Linked DNA regions of Homo sapiens: region 2 is linked to region 1. Evidence: chromatin contacts called from ENCODE Hi-C or POLR2A ChIA-PET data. All regions are on one chromosome and are shown on one strand. The core of a region is the stretch at or near the end of the contact, and the rest is flanking DNA. Distances in the headings are between cores, read along the strand shown. Region 1 holds the start of LOC102724357 (a long non-coding RNA gene). Region 2 has its middle 7.1 kb from the start of LINC02544.

Region 1 (7,228 bases), core at 1,492-3,991:
TGTGCTCCTGGGAGGTTGAGCTATTTCCCCATTTTACACATATGGGAACTGAGGCTTCAAGGAGTGAAATAATTTTGCTAAGATGGAACTGTAATGAAAGCACCGAGGTTTGCAGCCGTAGGGGTCTCATTACACAGAGAAGGCCGTTCTCCTGCAATGCACTGTGTGTCATGGCTAAACTCTTTCACAGCCCCGAGTGGCTCTCTGGCATGAAGCTGGTCACATAGTTTTCTGAATTTGCAATGCAGTAATTATCTAGGGTCAAGATGAAGAATTCTGTAGGAGAGGCAGCTGGGATATCTTGGTGAATTCCCAAATACTTCTATAGCCACAGGGTATTTATGAAGACCCATGGTGATGGTCAGCATTCCTAGCAGGGGTTGGGAGCATTCCACTTGACCCCAGCCCTGCTGCTCCGTCCGTTCAACTGGGCTGCTCTGGGGCTGGTGCAGCCTCTCAGGATGTGGAGTCAGGAAACCCAGGAATCCCATTCCTTGCTCCAGGCCACCCAGAACATCAGGGTGGGGCTGGTGTAGGAGCTGCAGCCTCCTGTTGTTGGTCTTATCCAGATTCCAGGCTTCTCTAGCAGACATTCTAATGTAAAGTCATATTTTGGAAAGTGATTTCATCATCTGATTCCCAAGTTTTTCTCCAGAAAATTCTGCTTTTTCATCACTTCTCAAAGGCACACTTTTAAATAAAAACCATAAAGTGTTGGTTCATATTGTTTATTCTTGTGTACAAATCTGCTGTGTCAATAAGAATAAGGTACTTTTGAAATGTAGACACACTGTGGTCCTGATGCGTTTGGTTCAATTCGGGTGAGTGCGGCTCTCGGGATGCCCCCAGTTACAGCGCCAAGTGGGTCCTTAGCTCTGGCCTCTCCCTAGCTGTGATTCCCTGGTCAAAATTCGCTCCCTAATTCTCAGGAACAACTTCAAACTCCTGCCATTCTCTTCAAACCTTGGATTTCAGGTGAAGTCCCAGCCTCAGCCGGATCTGTCAAAGGGCACTGAAGTAGAAACTGCGTCTCGGGATATGTCCTGCCTTGAGGCGAGTGCAAGGGGCTTTTGCCCGGTCACTCCCAGGCCACAGACTCATCTGGGGCTTTGGATTCCTAAGCACTCCTCCCTCCCGATGGGACACCCTGTTCCACAGCCTCTGGATACTCTCATGAGGTCTGTGGTGTGGACCCCAAGCAGCAAACCCACAGACGCACGCTGTGCATGGAATCTAAGAGGATCTGGGCAGGACCCTGGGTGGTCCGGGGCTCCGGGGAGCAGAGGCCACACTGACATTAACTGGGTGAGGATTTTACAAGGAGGAATGCCTGTGCAAGGGAAACAATGTGGGAGAGTGGCCAGGCTGGGACTCGAGTTCTACCCCAGAGGAGGACAGAGAGAAAGGAGGCTGGGAGGATGCATCTTGGACCTCTTTGTAGACTGAGAGACTGCCACTGCTGCTGCAGAGCCCCAAGGCCAAAGCCAGCGGTCAGAGAAGCCCAGCGCCTCCCCAAGGACGGGCTCCGCTAAGCCTTCCTATCCACGTGAATGTTGCTGAGGAACAGCTCCCAGGCAGTGCAGCCTTCACACTAAGGCAGCAGTGGATTGCAGATGGTTGCAGCTGGCGTCCTGTGAAGACATATTCATTGCCGCGACATCAGACATCATAAACGTGCATATGAGCACCAAGGAAGCACACGGTGTTGTATTCATCCATTTTCACACTGCTGTAAGGAACTGCCTGAAACTGGGTCATTTATAGAGGAAAGAGGTTTAATTGACTCACAGTTCAGCATGGCTGGGGAGGCCTCAGGAAACTTACAATCATGGAGGAAGGTGAAGGAGAAGCAAATACCTTCGTCACAAGGCAGCAGGAGAGAGAGAGAACCAAGAACCAAGTGAGGAGCGCCACCTTTAAACCATCAGCTCTCATGAGACTTCCTCACTATCACAACAGCCTGGGGGAAACCGCACCCACGATCCAATCACCTCCTACCAGGTCCCACCCTCGATACATGGGGATCACAATTTGAGATGAGATTTGGGTGGGGACACAGAGCCAAGCCATATCAAGTATGTTCACAGAAGTCTTATTCATTATGACCTCAAACTGAGAACACATCAAATGTCTATCAGCAGTAGCATGTATCAATAAGTAACGGTGTCTCTTTTTACAATGAGTTACTTTACAGGAATGGCATCTTCTCTACTGCATAGGACATGGATGAATGCCACAAACATCATGCAGACTAGAAGGGGTCAGACGCAAAAGACCATGTGTCACGTGACACCACGTGTGCTCAGCTTTGAAACAGACAGAGCCGCTTTGCAGCGTTGGCCCTCAGATTAGGGGTCACCTTCTGGAAGGAAGGGAGGGAGGGTGAGGAGGGCAACAGAAGTCCTTCTGAGGTGTCAATAGTACTCTATTTGCGATTATTGTCAACATAGTTTTAATCTGTAAGCAACTTGCTTAAATGTTGACAGTTATTTTGTGTGCATGTGTGTATGTTAACTATAAACCCAGCTCCCTGGTTTATAACATTTGATATGAATGGTTCCTTAATGCAGAATCAAAAACACAGGTAGGTGCACAGTCCTTGTGCATGAAAATAATTGCTACAACCATGTATTAATACGTGGGGCACAAAAAATCATGGAACCTATCTTTTTTTTTGGTTAACAGTATAAAGAATGTTATCACTCACAGTGCTATTGACTCAGTCCAGGCACTGAACTGGACACCAGGCGCTCTGAGAACAAATTGCTTGGATATTCCTAGGCTTGTTTATTTTGACATCAGTTAAAAGTAATATTGTGAAGAAGGATGGAAATAGATGTTGAAATGCTATCTGGCAGGGCAATGATTCCAATGCTTAGCACGAGGTCTGTGGTCGGTCCAGCTTGAATTCCTTTTCTCAAGATAGGTCACCTCGGATTCTCTAAGAAATGTGCACAATGCTTAAATAAAATGCCATTTTTGTCAAACTGTGTAGACACACAAAACTCAAACAGAAAATTGGCACCACAGTCCCACTTTCTGTCGTAAAACCATCTTCTCCCTCAGGCTGATTCATTCGGTCATAACCCAGCAGCCCATGAGTCTCTAAGCACCTACTGTTGGTGGAGCCTGAAGCTGTATCATGCGCCTCGAGGGGCTGACTCACAGCCCAGGGCTCAGCCGTTCACAGCGACCTCAGCGTGACTCACGCTCAGGACCCAGGTCCTGTCCAAAGTTATTAAAGCTGCACTCAGGCCCTCTGTGCCTCTGACTATCGCGTTCCTTCACAATTATTAGCAGAGAACCCCTCCTGGTGAGAGCAGGCTGAAATATCTGAAATTCATTTTCTTTTAAGGGACTCCAGTTTGGCACATAAATTTCCCCTCTTTGCTCTCCCCAGAAAACACACTGTGAATCTGGCATTTCTTTTTCATCATGCTAAGAACACATGGGAACGTCATAGTTTTAATTTACTGTATTGCATGTATTTAAGGTGTGTGACACGCTGTTTGGATCCAGTGATCTGGTCATGCACACTCATAGGGAAGCAAGGACTACAGTCAAGCCAATTAATGCGGACATCATTTCACACAGTTGCTGTGTGTGTGCGGGCATGGTAAGTGTATCAGTCAGGGTTCTCTAGAGGTACAGAGCTAATGCAATAGATGTATATGTAAAAGAGGAGTTTATTAAGTATTAACTCACCCAATCACAGGGTCCCACAATAGGCGGTCTGCAGGCTGAGGAGCAAGGAGAGCCAGGCCAAGTTCCAAAAATGAAGAATTTGGATTCTGATGTTCAAGGGCAAGAAGCATCCAGCACAGGAGAAAGATGTAGGCTGGGAGGCTAGGCCAGCCTCTCGTTTCAAGTTTTTCTGCCTGCTTTATATTCACTGGCAGCTGATTAGATGGTGCCCACTCAGATTAAGGGTGGGTCTGCCTTTCCCAGACAACTGACTCAAATGTGGATCTCCCTTGGCAACACCCTCACAGACAAACCCAGGATCAATACTTTGTATCCTTCAATCCAATCAAGTTGACACTCAGTATTAACCATCACAGTAAGGTAACCTAAAATTTACTCTCTTGGCAAATTACCAGTGTAAGGAGCAGGAATGAACACCTGGGAAATGGGAGGTTGTAGGTCAAACAGTACAGTTTCAGCTTTGTAGGATAAGTCTAGAGATCTAATGTAGAGCAGAGAAAACACATATGTGTTAAGGGTTTCAAGGAGAACGCTAGGAGCTCCCAGAAAGCCAGAGGTTTGTCTCTTTGGCCACCCACTCATGCAAGACGCATCCCCTGCTCTTGTTGTCAAGGTGACGCTGACGCAGATGGACATTGGAGTAATGAGGTCAGAAGCATAGCCTCAAACTAAAGAATGCAATCAACCAGCCAAAAGGCAAGAATTACCTTAAAATAACATAACAATCACAATAAGAAGCATGGCCGTTCTAAGGATATTCCTCGGAGCAAGCATGTTTAATGGAGCTTCATTCTAAACATTGCCCGAAATGAGAACACGAGTTCTCACCAATAGTGAACAGTAAGTCATGTGTGTGTAATTCTTGCCTATAATGCCAGCAGTCAAATCTGAAGCTTCCTGAATACTTCCTTTGGTTTCCTTGCTCCAGGTTCCTCCGGGTTAGTGGAAGCCAAAATGGGTGGCCTCATCCTGGAGATGTATTCACCTACACAAGCGAACACAAATAGTATTTCACTTCCTATCAGTTTCTGCACGGTCCTCTGAGAACTACCAGACAATGGGCAGTAGCTCAGTGGATACACAATCCACTCAGGACTTCCAGATCACTTAAAAACTGGGGCCCGGTAACAAGGAAGTCTGAATTAGCCCTATTTTCCAGTGTTAACACACCACCCTCACGCAAATGCTAGGTGCACATCAAAAAGATACCCTTGATTTTTAAAAATGACTTATCCGTGTAAGTGATAAAAATGAGAAGTCAATGGACTATGGTGTAACTATTTTTAAACCCTTTGCCTGTCTCATGTGCAAAAGCCAATTCAGATAAAAAAGTATGGAATTTAGTCAAAAATAATGTCTGGCGGCCATGGATGGCAGAAGCCGTTTTAGAGGCTGGGACCCTGGACGCCTGAACATGGAGGCTTTGACGTCTCCCCGTACCACCAGCCTCTGCCAAGAGTTGTCTTTGGAGGACAACCTCACTCAAGATAATCTTTCCTTTCTCTTCTGAATCTGGTTTTGTACTTTTTTGGTTTTCCCTCTCAGCTTCCCTCAAAGAACATGGTGATTTTTCTAGATTTATCTAGGGAAGAAAAACAGCAGATTTAAATAGCCATTGTAGCAGCAATGCCATTTTGGCTGCGTTTATGACAAGCAAGTGATCCGTGGTGCTGTTTACTTGGTCTGACATTTTGGTTCTTTGGTGAAAGTGTCTTATAAAATGGGGGTTGGAACTGCCTGAGTCAGTGGACAAAGGAAATCAGATTTATAGGGAGGTGAAAATGAGCCTTCTGAAGTTAGCCTCGTGAGTAGGTTTTGCGTAGATACCTACAGATTATGCTGAAACAATACAAACTTTTTTTTTTTTTACTTACCAAGGTAGAAGACAGGTCTTAAGTATTTTGCAAAATCAATTCAGAATATCATTGTAGGATAAAAATATAAGTAATTATGTTAATTTTGTGTAGGAAATGAGCTTTTAATGAAAGAACAGAAATCTCATATGTGAACCAAATTGAGCAAAGGAATCTGTTTCTGTATTTCTATATTCTAATGTATGTTTTTATATTTCTATATTCTAATGTATGTTTTAACATACTCCATTGAAAGATTTCAGAGCAATAGCAACTCGGTACCAACGAAGACCTCTAGCAGTCATAAAAAAAAAAGAGAGAGAGAGAATATGACTTACTCTCTAGTGCTTTAGAATTTACAAGGCACTTTTTTACAACCACATATATTTTATACTTTGATTCTTTTAGAAGCTCTGTATCGGAGGTGGAAGTTAGTGTAACTTTATAAATTAACAACAAACTGTGGTTAAAAAGAAAAGTCACATTATGATGCTAGAACACCGAGAGCAATGTTTAGGCCAAGTTTGCAGGGCTCCATGTCTGCTTCTCTTTATCCCGCCCATTGTGATTGGCTCCTCTTTATCCCTCTCATTGTGATTGGCTCCTCTTGATCCCACCCATTGTGATTGGCTCCTCTTGATCCCTCCCATTGTGATTGGCTCCTCTTGATCCCTCCCATTGTGATTGGCTCCTCTTGATCCCTCCCATTGTGATTGGCTCCTCTTGATCCCTCCCATTGTGATTGGCTCCTCTTGATCCCTCCCATTGTGATTGCATAGATTGTATCATATGCAAAATATTTGTTGGCAACAGATGCCACATTAACATCACTTGGAAAAATACTTTTGCTAACACGCTCATAGATTCCTTTGTTCGTTCATTTATGAAGCAGATGGCAATTAAGCGCACAGGCTTCATGCTGTGTCCCACTTTGTCCTGACACCGGAACAGTGCAGAGATTCGATCCGTAACCACTCCTGTGTGTGTGTGTGTGGGGGGGGGGGGGGGGGTGCATATATTTGATGGCATTCCATGGTTAAATTTTATACTAGAAATTCATTCTACATTTTAAAATGAAATGTTACTGCCTTAAACTCCATATTAGGAGACAAGGACTTGCAAGGGAGCCACGCACACAGCACATACCCAAATAAAAGTTATTGAATAAATATCAACCAGTTTCTTCGTCTTAGACTGGCCATGTCCTAATAACATTGCACTTGCTGATAATCAGCACTGACCAGGCCCCACGTCTGCTCTCTTCCTGTGCCAGTTATGCCTTTTACGCCATGTGATCAGGGAAGATACAAAAATGTGAAAGGTCATCTTAAAGCGTTTTCTAGGTGCCTAGTATTAAACCAAAACTTTGAGATGATGGAAATACTGATAAAATAAGCACTGCTTTAAATACGAATTTTTTTCTTCCATTACACATCTTAGATCCAGATAATGCAAACATAAAATTTTCTTACTACATCGGCATCAGAAGATGTGACTATCTAGGAGACTTCCTGACTAATAAATGCTCATTTTACTGAAAATACCAGAATGGAGAGATACTTCAACTGTTATTTCAGCATTTGAGAAGCTATAACACTAACCAAAACAAGTCAAAAGGAAATTTGCTTTTGCAATTCACCCTGCATTGTGTTGGGTTGTATGCGAGAGAA
Region 2 (7,228 bases), core at 1,837-4,336, 120 kb before region 1:
TGGGATTTGAGGAGAGACTGTTCTGTCTGGAGATAAGAATGTTAATGGCACCTCAGGAGAGCGTGTTTCCCAGGGACTGCTGAGCACAGATGCTGAGAACTGGAGTTGTAGAAAAAGGGGTGGAGGAGAGGTTAGGGAGGTCCGTATGCACCACCTGCCCTGAAAAAGTTCATCATGAAAGACGGAGGAAATACAGAGTGGGCTTGGGGAAGCAAAGGCATAAAGCCCATTATACAGGAAGATGGGGAGATGAGAAGAGGAGTGGGCAGAGGAGAATTCAAAGGAGCGGAAGGTGGAAAGAGAGGGAGAGAAACAAGGAAAACTGGGAAGAGGAGTGGACAGAGGAGAATTCAAAGGAGCGGAAGGTGGAAAGAGAGGGAGAGAAACAAGGAAAACTGGGAAAAGGAGTGGACAGAGGAGAATTCAAAGAGCGGAAGGTGGAAAGAGAGGGAGAAAAACACTTCTCTGATTCTGAGGCCATGATCAAGGGTTTGGTCACCAGGGTTCGGTTTTAGGAAAAACAGATATGTCATCTTCTGAGCTGCTGCTGAGGAGAGAATTGGGTTCCAAGGGCAGAGGGAGCTCATTGAAAGGAAGAAGCAGGCACTGGAAGGACATTCCAGATGCACCAAGAGCAGTGACTTCAGTCCGCTCCGGGCACATCTTCCAGCCGAGAAAAGGAGGCGTCCCAATGCGCAGCCATGATTATCTCCTCCTAGGATGACACAGATCATGATTATCTCCTCCCAGGGTTAGGTGGAGCCATGATTATATACCCTAGGATTACGCAGGGCCATGATTATCTACCCCAACGATTACACAGGGTCATCATTATCTACCCCAAGGATCACACGGGGCCATGATTATCTCCCCCAGGATCACACGGGGCCATGATTGTCTCCCCCCAGGATCACACGGTGTCGTGATTATCTCCCCCCAGGATCACACGGTGTCGTGATTATCTCCCCCCAGGATCACACGGGGCCATGATTATCTCCCCCCAGGATCACACGGTGTCGTGATTATCTCCCCCCGGGATCACACGGGGCCATGATTATCTCCCCCAGGATCACACGGTGTCGTGATTATCTCCCCCAGGATCACACGGTGTCGTGATTATCTCCCCCAGGATCACACGGGGCCATGATTATCTCCCCCAGGATCACACGGGGCCATGATTATCTCCCACCAGGATCACACGGTGTCATGATTATCTCTTCCCGGGATCACACGGTGTCATGATTGCCTCCCCTAGGATCACACGGGGCCATGATTATCTCCCCCAGGATCACACGGGGCCATGATTATCTCCCCCCAGGATCACACGGTGTCATGATTATCTCCCCCCAGGATCACACGGTGTCACGATTGTCTCCCCCAGGATCACACGGGGCCATGATTATCTCCCCCGGGATCACACAGGGCCATGATTATCTCCCCCCAGGATCACACGGGGCCATGATTATCTCCCCCCCAGGATCACACGGGGTCACAATTGTCTCCCCCAGGATCACGCGGTGTCATGATTATCTCCCACCAGGATCACACGGGGCCATGATTATCTCCCCCGGGATCACACGGGGCCATGATTATCTCCCCCCAGGATCACACGGTGCCATGATTATCTCCCCCCCAGGATCACACGGTGTCACGATTGTCTCCCCCCGGGATCACACGGTGTCATGATTATCTCCCCCCAGGATCACACGGGGCCATGATTATCTCCTCCTAGGTTTATGCAGGGTTGGGGCAGGGTCAATGTCAGAAATAAAAATGGAGCAAAAGGGGGTTTCCAGCCAGGCCTTCAAAACTAATAGGAAATTTGATACCAGAGATCATCAGTCATTGGTTTAGAATCTTTGTAACTTTTCTGTCTCAATATCCTATTTGTTTATTGTGTTTAACAGTAAAATGATGTAAAGAAAAATTGCTATCAAAATATATTCCAGATGAAATGAAATTATATTTGAAGCATCAGTCAAATATAAAAAGAAAAACGACCTATCTCACTACTTTATGTTCTTACTTAACTCTAACAACAAGTGAGCTGGTGCAGGTCAGTGGAATTACCATCTTCTGCAAGCAAAGGCCCTAAGAGGAGGCGTAGAGGCCGAGTGAATGGTATAAGGTCTTAAAGCAAGTCGGTGAGGGGCCAGGATCCTTAACTTTGGTCCCTGACTCTTAGGCAGCTGTTACAACCTTTTCCTTAAAAAATCATTCATGCACGAATGAAAGTGAATGTTTGTACAAAGCAGGCACTATTATGTAATGAGAGGCACAGGGTTGGGACACGCGCTGTAGGTCTGTGTGACTCCAAATCATTCAGCTCTCTGGAAACTCAGTTTTCTCATCTGTGCGGCAGGTCTGCAGAGACAGGGTGAGAATTTCAGGAGGCCCACAGTGGGTGACCAGTGTGATGGCTTTTCTGTCCTCCCTTCGCTGAATTCCTCTTGGTATGCTAACAACTCCACACTGACTGTTATCAGGGCCACATTGGGGTTTCAGAGACCGTATCTACTGTTTTATGGCCAGAAGTAGAAATTTTTGAGTTATGTTAGGTCCATTTTAGTTGTAGCCACTTTTGTGTAGCTTTTTTTGAGTTTGGGTTTCTCTTATAGTTTAATATGCTGCAAGTTTTACACATTTTAATAACATTAAGTTATGCAGTATTAAACTTTTCATAGTGTTCTGCATATTTTCTTTTAGTTTTAAAATTGAAATAGTCTTCAACATTTTAAATCCAGAATTCTTATTCAGGGAAAGCTCCAAACCCAGAAATAACTATTACATTTTGTGCCAACATATGAAATAAAAATATTTCTTTGAAAAAAATTAGCAAATCATTTGTGGTTCTCTTAATGGCTAGTAAGAATATGTCTAGCTTTTACTTGATTATGAAATGGAAAATTGCAACACTTGCCTTAAATAAGTAATATAAATTTTGCCAGACACTAAGATCCCAAATTTCCCAGAAAAGCTCGATAACGATGACCCAAGGCAGGAAGAACTCAGATTCCTACGGTTGGGCTGCTTTTGGCTGCACACAGGGCTCCCACAGGCATGTCTGGCGCGGTGCTGAGGTCCACTGATGGGGGAGAGGGAACTGCCCGGGGGAAGGGCCGGGAGGTGCAGGGCTTTGTTTGGGACTGGTGCAAATCAGGGCCCGGGAGACACTGGGCAGGACCAGAGCATTCATGTCTGAGCTTCAGGGCTTGGGAAGCTGGAGATGGGGCAGCCCCAAGCTTGATGCTCAGCCTGTCCTAGGAAGCCTTGCTGTGTGTGTGGGAGGGTGGGGTTGAGTATTATGAAGGTGGATGAATCCCACAGTGAGGGAGTAACTGCATGTGGCCTTAGAAAATATTTTGAAGTCAAATAATCATGAAAATGTATTAATTCACTCACTCAACCCTTCTGCCATATTTTGTTCATGCCTGTGGCATCCCAGAGACTCTCTAGGTAGGGGGCTGTGGTGTTGACAATGCAGGCTAAGGCCCTGCCTGGTGGCTCTGAGGCTCACAGGTCCTGAGGAGTGAGGAGGATGTGAATAGAGTAGGGACGAATTCAGGGCTCAGGATTTGGTACTTTCCCAGAAACTCTTTTACAGAGAAGCATTCCAACATTTGGCAAACAACGACAACATTCGACAACCACAAGGGAAGGCCACACAGGAGCGTGGTGCTCCGGCTTGGGGACGTAACGGGTCCCACAGAGCTGCTTTTATTAACGATAAGGAATTTCACACCCCTGTGTTTGCCCATGAGAAGCAGAATATTGTCTGATGTGCTGAGTATCACACACATATTTTGATCCTCTTAACTAATTATTTGAATAATGAAGCCCAGAAAATGAAAGGAGTAAATAAATTCCACCTTGCAAAAAATACAATTTTGCAGTTTACAAAGTGTTCCAGTGAAGCTATGGGATCCCAAATCAACTCCTGCACCCCTGCGCTCCCTAGCCCAGGAGCTGATGCTCTGCCCAGCACACCCCACCCGCGGCTCAGCTGCCATTGTGAGTGTCTCTTTGCCCTCGGTGATGAGTGCAGCACCTGCCTTTCTGTGTAAGCTACGCTGAAGTGCCCAGTAGGATTTCTGTGAGAGGGAAATATGCAAAACCCCATTGATGTCTATTCCCAGTGATCGAGAAGGAAAAAGGCTCACTGTTCCAGGAGGCTGCACAAGTTTTTCTGTCACCTTAATTGATGTGTGTCTAGTGTAACATTTCCAACAGACAAAAAATATGGGAAACGTTGCACTTTCTTCGTTCTAGCCCCACAATGTATACCATGTGCTACTGTGAAACAGAACTTCTGTGAAAGGACTCCTGGCTGGGCGTGGTAGCTCATGTCTATAATCCCAGCACTTTGGGAGGCTGAGGCAGGTGGGTCACCTGAGGTTAGGAGTTCAAGACCAGCCTGACCAATATAGTGAAACCCGGTCTCTACTAAAAATACAAAAATCAGCCAGGTGTGGTGGTGCATGCCTGTTATCCCAGCTACTTAGGAGGCTGAGACAGGAGAATTATTTGAACCTGGGAGGTGGAGGTTGCAGTGAGCTGAGATGGCACCACTGCACTCCAGCCTGGGTGACACAATGAGACTCCATCTCCAAAAAAAAAAAAACCTCTGTGAAAGGACTCCTAAGCAGGTGCTCAAGGAAAACAAGCTCGCCCCTTACTTTGCAGCTGCCGAGTGAGTCAGCGACTCACACCATTGTCTGAGCCTCTGGTTTAAAAGCTGAGGTTTACCGTGAATTATGACGTCACCAGAGTCCATGTGGTTTTGATATTTATAAGTAAAATTCTCAAAATGTGAGCTTCCTTGGTGTCATGCTTTGCTGTCGCTGGGGACCCTTGTGGGTAGCACTGCAGGGAACAGCTGCAAACCCACTGCTCACCTGTCTCCAGACTGAGCTGTCAGTCTTCCTCTGGCATTCTCCCTCCCTCCCCTCCAATCCAGCCAGTCTCCAAGGCCTCCTGGGACACTGGGGCTCAGTTTCCTTCCCTCCAACCCCATGGCCACTCTGCAGCTTGGGGCAGAGGCAGTGGGCTTCCCGCTCCCAGGCCTACTTCCCTCCATTCTCTACCAGCAGCTGGAGGGATCTTCTGAAAACAAAGCTCTGAGTGTCTTCTCACCTCCTCAAAACCCTTCAAAACCTCATGTGACTCAGAGAGCACCTACAGCGGTCCCCAACACCCCGGCAGCACCTCCTCACTCACTGTTGCTGGAGGCAGCCTCACCAGCAGGCCTCGTTCATCTCCGTGAGTGTCCAGAGACGCCCCCTCGCCCCATGCTGTCTGCTCTGGATGGTGGAGGCTCTTCCCTCTCCAGAGCTCTCCTCTGTGTGGAGGTCGGGCAGCTGTGGGAGGCACCAGCCACGTGCTGTCCATGGCTGGTGGCCTTCTACTGGGGACAGGGATGGGGGACAGGGGGATGGGGGACAGTGACAGGGGGGACGGGGAGCGGGGGGACAGGGTGACAGCCTGCCCGCAGCTTTGCGGTCATTTGCAGGGTTTACATTTGCTCGACTCTTTTGACTTTTTAAATCTTTTTTAAGTGCATGGCTGTGTTGGGTTCACAATTATTTGAATAAACAATCGTTCAATTAGTTTAGTTTTATCCAGTTGTTGCCTATCAGTGGATGTGTGATCTAACACAAGCTTATACAAGGAGAATTTGCTCTTCGTTACTGTGTTAACAGTATTTCTTCTACTTATAAATAGATTAATCCAGTAAAATGTAGAGAGGCGAGAGAGAGCTGAAACTAAGGTCTGCTGAGTGTTTAACTTGAACACGCTCTTATTTGGTGGCTACTTTTAAACAACTCCAGAAATTTAATAAATTACTCTGGATAAAAGGTTGCTTCCTGTTTCTAAGGAGCTGTCCCTCTTTAGATCAACATTTAAACTTACATTAAGATGTATACTTCTTGGGGTAATTTAAAGTTGAGCTGAGATTCTCTTCTGGATAAGCAGGATCACCAGGTCGGGATGGCTTTTCTCTGCTCTTGGTTCTGCTCACGTTTTGCCACATTGGAGAGTTTGTTCTTGCAACCGTCCATAAGTAACTTGTCTGCTTTCAGAGGTTTTAGCTAAATTTCTCTTCATAAAATCATTCTAGCAAATTTATTATGCAAATGGTATAAGGGATTAGCTTTGCTTTTTTTTGTACTTTAAATTATTCTGTCATCTTTCTCTTACAGTACGTGTCCCGTAGCACCTAAATAAATTTCTATCTCTTATACCTTTTGTTGTGAATACATGTTTTGGTCTAAATACATATAATTGCTAAGTTTTGTTGATTTGGGACTAGTTTGTGTTCAGAGTGGTGGAGTCAATGTGAAGTCTCCCGGGTGTGAGCAGGTGCCGTGCAGAGGCTGCACGGGGCTTCCCCGGACCTGCTCTCCAGGATGCCCACCTCGTCAGGCTCACCCCCACCACACCTGAGCTTCTGTCCGTGGAGGTGGTTGAGGCGGCTGGTGGGTGGCGTGTGTGTGGTCATGGCCCTGTTCAGTTACGCTGTCTGTTCTTAACTTCTGCCACATCCTCCTTTGGCCTTTAATTTCGTAAAGGTTGTTGTGGGTGGAATGTTCTGTGGTCCATTTCTTTCCACCTCAGAGCTACCCCTGGACCTGATGTTTTTGTGTAAATGCTGGTGCTCACTCTGCGGCCATCGTAGGGTTTGCTGAAGATGGTGGCGTGTGGCCGGGTCAGCAGCAGCCGGTGGGGGCTTCAGGGTTTGTTGATGGCACAGTGGGCTCCTCCGAGGAAGCGAAGCGCTGCCCTCAGTCCCGGCTGCTGCTGGCGGCACTCGGGCCGGTGACTGCTCATTTTATTGAGCTCATGGCAAGGCGTAGGGGGTGGCTGACCGCAGCCTGGGTCTTAGCTGTCATGCTCAGAACACACTAAAGTCACTTTCACAGTTTGTTTTTATTTTAGCGGTAGCTTTTCATGGCTTAGTTGGGGTTTAACTTTATTTGTGTATAAACTTAAGCACGCTTTACACTGGGCTTTATTAATTTGGGTTAAGCCTATGGCCATGGTGGCCGGCACGAAATTTACCAACCCTAAGGAAAATGACTGTAGCTTCTCACACTTCTGCTTTACCACCACATCTCTACCTCCGCTGTTTCCCGCAGGGCCGTGGCGGAGTGGGGAGCTAGGAGCTGCTCCTGAGTGAGCCTACGGCCCGTTGCTTTGGGTCTCCTGCGAACCTAGAGGCCTCCGTGCA

The links. Hi-C counts contacts between places; a loop is a spot of excess contacts on that map. ChIA-PET counts read pairs that join two places held with the same protein, here RNA polymerase II (POLR2A). Pooled maps may share reads with other maps.
Region 2: a loop to region 1 is called in a map of Right ventricle myocardium inferior, with 17 times the contacts of the local background. The contact joins two enhancer-like sites. A Hi-C loop is called at or near these places in 1 of 168 maps with a recorded cell type or tissue (Right ventricle myocardium inferior) and 6 of 50 pooled maps. POLR2A ChIA-PET finds 5 or more read pairs at or near these places in 3 of 52 experiments (AG04449, AG04450 and BJ).

The regions. Positions count from the first base shown.
Region 1 is chr6:169,066,651-169,073,878 of GRCh38, reverse strand. It overlaps LOC102724357 (a long non-coding RNA gene), which reads right to left and starts at 6,093. Exons shown (of 2, transcript NR_134619.1): 1 at 5,897-6,093; 2 at 4,455-4,690. RefSeq lists an enhancer at 2,866-4,065. Within about 2 kb of position 2,741, at least 3 of the 41 ENCODE cell types and tissues checked have a DNase peak (open chromatin) inside an H3K27ac peak, as active enhancers do.
Region 2 is chr6:169,186,234-169,193,461 of GRCh38, reverse strand. No RefSeq gene overlaps it. Among named protein-coding and RNA genes, the nearest start is that of LINC02544, 7.1 kb to the right of the region's middle. RefSeq lists enhancers at 4,623-5,122, 5,123-5,624. Within about 2 kb of position 3,086, at least 13 of the 41 ENCODE cell types and tissues checked have a DNase peak (open chromatin) inside an H3K27ac peak, as active enhancers do.